Regions from separate parts of the Homo sapiens genome. Here region 1 is linked to region 2. A link is an interaction called in ENCODE POLR2A ChIA-PET data of the cell type or tissue named here. Cell type or tissue: PC-9. All regions are shown on one strand. Links, peaks and the distances in the headings refer to the core of each region. The heading gives the core; the rest is flanking DNA. Region 1 holds the start of LOC124903185. Region 2 overlaps MYCBP2 (MYC binding protein 2).

Evidence for each region. Peaks named below come from ENCODE experiments on the same cell type or tissue, not always from the same donor. Only the 100,000 strongest peaks of a DNase experiment are listed, where the experiment ranks them.
Region 1: POLR2A ChIA-PET joins it to region 2 with 16 read pairs; 2 of 35 experiments call an interaction of 5 or more read pairs at or near these places.

What each region holds. Positions count from the first base shown.
Region 1 is chr13:77,416,381-77,419,308 of GRCh38, reverse strand. LOC124903185 reads right to left here and starts at 1,668. Exons shown (of 3, transcript XM_047430828.1): 1 at 1,049-1,668; 2 at 519-695. The coding sequence starts at 1,111. In PC-9, for the core only: no CTCF peak of the experiment used is centred there; a DNase peak (open chromatin) is centred at 1,208; H3K27ac peaks cover 414 bases.
Region 2 is chr13:77,261,268-77,264,195 of GRCh38, reverse strand. It overlaps MYCBP2 (MYC binding protein 2), which reads left to right. Exons shown (of 83, transcript NM_015057.5): 9 at 194-267; 10 at 407-545; 11 at 2,067-2,143; 12 at 2,821-2,928. Among named protein-coding and RNA genes, the nearest start is that of MYCBP2, 64 kb to the left of the region's middle. In PC-9, for the core only: no CTCF peak of the experiment used is centred there; no DNase peak of the experiment used is centred there.

The DNA.
Region 1 (2,928 bases), core at 248-2,747, 160 kb before region 2:
AATAAATAAAAAAGAAACATCAATTTCCTTCTCTCAACCCATTCTTCCACAAGCTCCTATATGCTTCCCGCGTGATCCTGTTGTGGAGGTTGCAAATTCAAGTGTATTTTCCAGGAGTTGTTGAAATATAAATTAAGCAAGGAAACAAACAAACAAAAAAACCAGAAGCTAATTGTTGTCCTTGGCAAAAGAATTATAGAACTGCATACAGGTGTGATCTCAGAGCTGCAATGCAAACAGCACATAAACAAGCTATTTGACAATGTCTAGCAAAGACCAAGAAGAGCATTTCTATAAGAAGATTCAGAGTATAGGGCCAGCAGAGGGCTGTGGGCCAATAAGAAAACCATTACAAAGCAGAGTTTGCTTTAAGAAAGTTATTTCTCTGCAGAGAAATAACTAATGGCCCACAGCAGGGGCAGAGAAGTAACTTTGTTACAGCAAACTCTTCTTTTTTAATGGTTTTCTTATACTTGCACATTTAACCACGAATGTCCCCTTACCTGACCGAGGCTTACCTGGCCTGTCCACCTGCAGTGGTCACCCCCACCACCCACTGGCTCTGTGTGGAAAAGGCCAAGACATTTTTGCAGAGAAGAACAGATGGGTGCATATGGCCGTAGGCAGTTCCGTCTTCCCAGAAGAACCAGCTTGTTCTGGCAGAAGGGTTTGGAAAATGAACTGAAGGAACCACTCTGTTCAGACAAAGCAAAAACATCACCATTTCTCCTTTTGTATGCATAATTGGAAGCTACATGTCTTAATCCTGTTGATTAAAAAAAGCTGGTAAACAGAGTGTGTTGTTTTTCTGGGACCAGCTGAGAATAATTTCATTAGATCTCATAGTTAATAAACTGGGTTGTAGGGGATTGAGGTGGGAGGAGGTAATCTTGTTTCACTAAAGAATATTTTAAGTGAAGCAAATTTGGTCAGAGATGCTATTAAAACCCTTTCAAAAACAAAATATCCTCAGCCCACTAGCCCAGTTTGACCCATGAGAAAGACAATGGTTTTAGAGACAAAACAAAAGCAAAATGTATGCAATTACCTTATTATTTTTATCAAATCTAAGCTGCTTAGACCGCCATGGTTTGCTTTTTTCCCTCTCCATATCAGGTACATATTGTGGGAAACGTGGGTAGTTTACCAAAAGGCATACTAGGAAGTATGCAGTTGTTCAGGAAAAATCACATTCTCTAGTGAGCTCCGAATAAGAAAGTGTCCTTCCTAACTCCTTTACTTATTTGCTTTTCCAGTTCGTTACTCAGCACTTCATCACTGACCTCAGGGATGAGGTTGGCTTGTTTGCAAATGGACAGATGTCCCTCATTTGACCTGGTATGCCTGTTACAAGAAAGGCTAGAGAATATGAGACCAAAAGAACATAGGGGATCAATCTTGAGTGCAGCTCCTCAGAATCTGCTTAAGGCAAGCTAGTGGACAGGCGGAAGTCCAAGTTGACAAACACTTTGAGTTCTGCTGTACCCTAGAACGGTGGGTCTGGGAGGGCAGCTGATGTCATAACACCCAAATGTGAAGCAGAAAGCAAATGTATATAATGTGGGGTACAGTTCTTTCATGGTCTGGCTTGCCCCAATGGTAAAGCTATAGCATACATAGCTATGAATATTAGATATTCATATACGTTAATATTATTCCTTTAGGCCAGGTTTTAAATATTAAATAGTAAAATGTATTCATTTTGTTCTTCTAAATGGAGTTTTTGAAAATGATTAAGTAGTAGGATCTTCAGGGTTAAAATTTGGGTAAGAAACCTGGTGTGGCTAGTCTATGGGTCTAACTAGTGGCAGATCAATAGGCTTTCAAATACACTGAAACTAAAGATTATTTTCTAAGAGTGTTGAAGAGCTAAACTAGGACTCCTGGTTACCAGGCATCTGCATGAAGGGAGCAATAAAGCATTGTCATTGTGAGGTCAGATCTCAAGCTACCAGCTAGGCATCACAATATTGGCGTAGCATATTACTTAAACAGAAAAGACAGAGTCCTAGTAATACTATATTTTTATGTTTCTCTAAAATAGATTAAACAATACTACACTTTTTATTTTTCTCTAAAGCAGATTAAAATGTCTCTGCTGTTATTTCATTCTGATTGTGTGTGTGTGTGCGTGCGCGTGCGTGAGAGAGAGAGAGAAATGGAGCAAATTGAGCCCAGCAAAAGCAAGTGTCTTGATCAGCAAGGTAACAGATTGAATTTAATACACTGGAGTTTCTTCATTCTAAAATTTCTCTACAAGATGCCTAAGCAACTAGGCAAATCAGTTAAAATCCGTGATTGATATCAAGGAGGGCAAACCACAAACAGATTGAATTTTCACTTCCCACCAGACACATGCTTCTGCTTAAAAAAGCTACCAGTAAATCATATCAATTATCACATGTGAAAACTGGTACTCATGTTGCAATTTCAAAATTTCTTCTAAAGATAAGCCATTCAGCAACAAGATCTGCAAATTTTCTGATACTAAAAGATGGGAAAAATTATATTTTCTTCCATACAACACGAGACAGAAATCACTTAAACTCAAAAAAGACAGGTCTGTGATGCAATCAGATTATCTTAATTGTATAAGCCAAATGTTTTTCTGTTGCATTATAGAAGCAAAACAGCAGGACTATTGCTTTTGCATGTTCATAGGTCAATATCAGCTCCTTAGGGATGCTGATGTGAGCATGTAATAACTTTAAAATCAGAAAAGTTGTTCAATCTTCTACCGAAGGAGAAAAAGTAATGACATTTTGAACATATCTTCTCTACCATACCAGGTCAGCCCTCAGATATATTTTGAATTGTATTTAAAATTGTTTTCCACAAAAGTTTATATGGAGCATTCTATATGATAGAGTCATACAATTTTAAAAAGTCAAGGTAATAGCATACTAATGAGCTTTAAAGCTTCAAACA
Region 2 (2,928 bases), core at 215-2,714:
AGCAAAAATGTAATAAGTATGATTAGTTGAATTAGTTTCTGCTAATTTATAATTCTTTATTAAAAAGCACAGTCTCCTTTTGAGTTTATCCTTATTGCGTGGAGAACTCTCATTTTGACTTCAACAGAGGAGTAAATTCATTTTGCAAGGTGTTTGCTTGTATTGTAATATAAATACTTTTTCTTTTGCACAGATTGCCACACTGAAGGTCAAAATATTTTATTCACTGATGGAGAATATATTAATCAGATAGCTGCTTCAAGAGATGTAAGTATCCTGAATCTTAAGTAGCTAGTGTAAATGGAATTCCTTTTCCTTAAATTATTTAGCTTTTATTAGATAGACTGTAGAGCCTTGAACGACCTCTTTATGTAATGTAATGCTGTGGATGTTTTATTTTTCTTAGGATGGCTTTGTTGTCAGAATATTTGCCACAAGCACTGAACCTGTTCTACAGCAAGAATTGCAACTTAAACTGGCTAGAAAATGCTTACATGCCTGTGGTATCTCACTATTCGATCTGGAAAAGGACTTGCATATTATAAGTAAGATAGCAAATTAAGTGTTTTCCCTATATTTTAATTTTCAATTTTTCATACTCTTAAAAATGAACATTGTGTTTTCACCAGTTCAGCTTATGTTGTAGCAGCTATTTTGTGTCTGTTACTATTAATATAAAGGATAATTTTGAATTAATATGAATAAATAACTGGGAAACACAGTCTTTAAACAAAGTATGATATTTGAAGACCATTCTAAGGAATTGACTAATAATTTCTCTTTTTTGCTTTGAATAGAGCAAAAGAAAATAAAATTTAATGAGAATTATGGATGGATATTGGTGAATGTCATTAGTTTATATGCTGCATCATTTTTCAACTATTTAAAAATTTGAAAACTTACGTTGTAAATGTTATTACAACAATATACATAGTTCTCTCGTTGAAATTTTTAAAGTTTTTACTTGAATAGATTTTCAAGGTAACTATAGAATGATCTCATAGATTGTCAAAATGGTAATTGGCCTTACACACGGATCAGTAATCTTTCACTTGGATAGAGAAATACAGATAACCACAGAGTATTTCTTGGGCTTAGATTATTTACTTTTGTAATGTTGTAAAAGTAATTAGGATCATGAGTTCTCCTGAGAGTTTTAGTTTTGGCTTGCCATGCCACTCCAGGTTTAATAGTGACCTTCCGTAACTTGTAGGGTTCTTTGCAAGATCCATCTTTTTTGACTGTTATCTCATTACATTTCATAAACTTGGCATTAGTGCTTTACTTTCTATATTCTAATTATGTAGTATTTTTATAATTCTTCCCTAGAAAAATCTTGAATTGAAATTACAGATTTAAAATTTTTAAAGCCCATAAACTAGTTAGTAGTTTGTATAGCTGGACAAAGTCATAAAATGTACCATATGTAAAGCTACAATTACTCATAGTTTTACAATTTGAAAATATGCATAAGGATCTGTGTGTGTATATGCATATTTACATATATATATATTTGAATTGATGGAGTAGCTATATAAGATGTCTTTCTGTAGAAAAAGACATAGGCAGAGAATCTGAAATACTTTAATTCAAATATCTGCATGGCATTGTTCCAAGCTTGAATGACTCTGTGTCTGGACTAACCTCTCCAACCTTTATATATGCTTATTTGTAAACCAAGTGGTATAGTTGTGAGAATCAAATGAGATAAATTTTGTGAATTGTATAATGCCTGGTACCTAATAAACGCTCAATAAAACTTTGAGCATTTATACATTAATTCAAGGAATATTGCTGACATTGAATTTTTAAATTTTTTTGTCGTATATTTAAAAAATTAATTTGGTACTGGTTTGGAACAAGAGAAACAGATTATGATAACTTTATCTTTCCTTGGAGTACTATACCTATGGTTAATATTTTTAAAAATTTGAGCACATGACATTTTGTCATCCTTGTTTTTTAGTGATTTTGAATTGACATTGCAATCACTTAAAATAGTGCATGTTGTATTTAGAATTCTTCATATTAGAAATGCAATAGTATTTATTAGTCTCGTATTTCAGGTACAGGATTTGATGAGGAGTCAGCAATTCTTGGTGCAGGACGAGAGTTTGCGCTAATGAAAACAGCAAATGGAAAGGTAAATTATTCTCTTTGGATTAAAAATGAGCATTCTCTGATTTAAGAGATTAAAATACAATCTGTTGATTAGTTTATATAGTTTGCATGTTTAAGAAGAATCATCTTTTAAATTTTGATTTAAAATTATTTTTTATAAGATAAAATTTTATTCATGTAGGGAACAGTACAGGCATGCCTCATTTTATTGTGCTTAGTTTTGTTACACTTCACAAATAATTGCTCTTTTTACAAATTGAAGGTTTGTGACAACCCTGAGTTGAGCAAGTCTGTTGGCATCATTTTTCTAACCGCCTGTGCTCACTTTGTGTCTCTGTGTCACACTTTGGTAATTCTCGAAATATTTCAGACTTCTTTATTATTATTATATCTGTTATGGTGATCTGTTATCTTTGATGTTACTATTGTAATTATTTTAGGGTGCTGTGAATTGTGCCTATAGAAGACAGGAAACTTAATGGATAAAAGATATGAAAAAGCTATTATGAACTGTGTCTTCTTGGCAAAATATGTGTATTTCTTGCTCAACTCCCAGAAGCTGAATAGTGTAAAAAAGAGTTTGTTTTTATGTGAATTTTATTTTTCAATAAAATATTGATGTCCTTTTTTTTCCTCATGTGAAACCTGATGCACTATTCCAAAAAGTACCATAATTCCTTTTTTTTTTTAATACATAAGATATATTACACTGGCAAATACCAGAGTCTTGGAATCAAACAAGGTGGTCCTTCAGCAGGAAAATGGGTTGAGCTACCAATTACAAAATCTCCAAAGATAGTACACTTC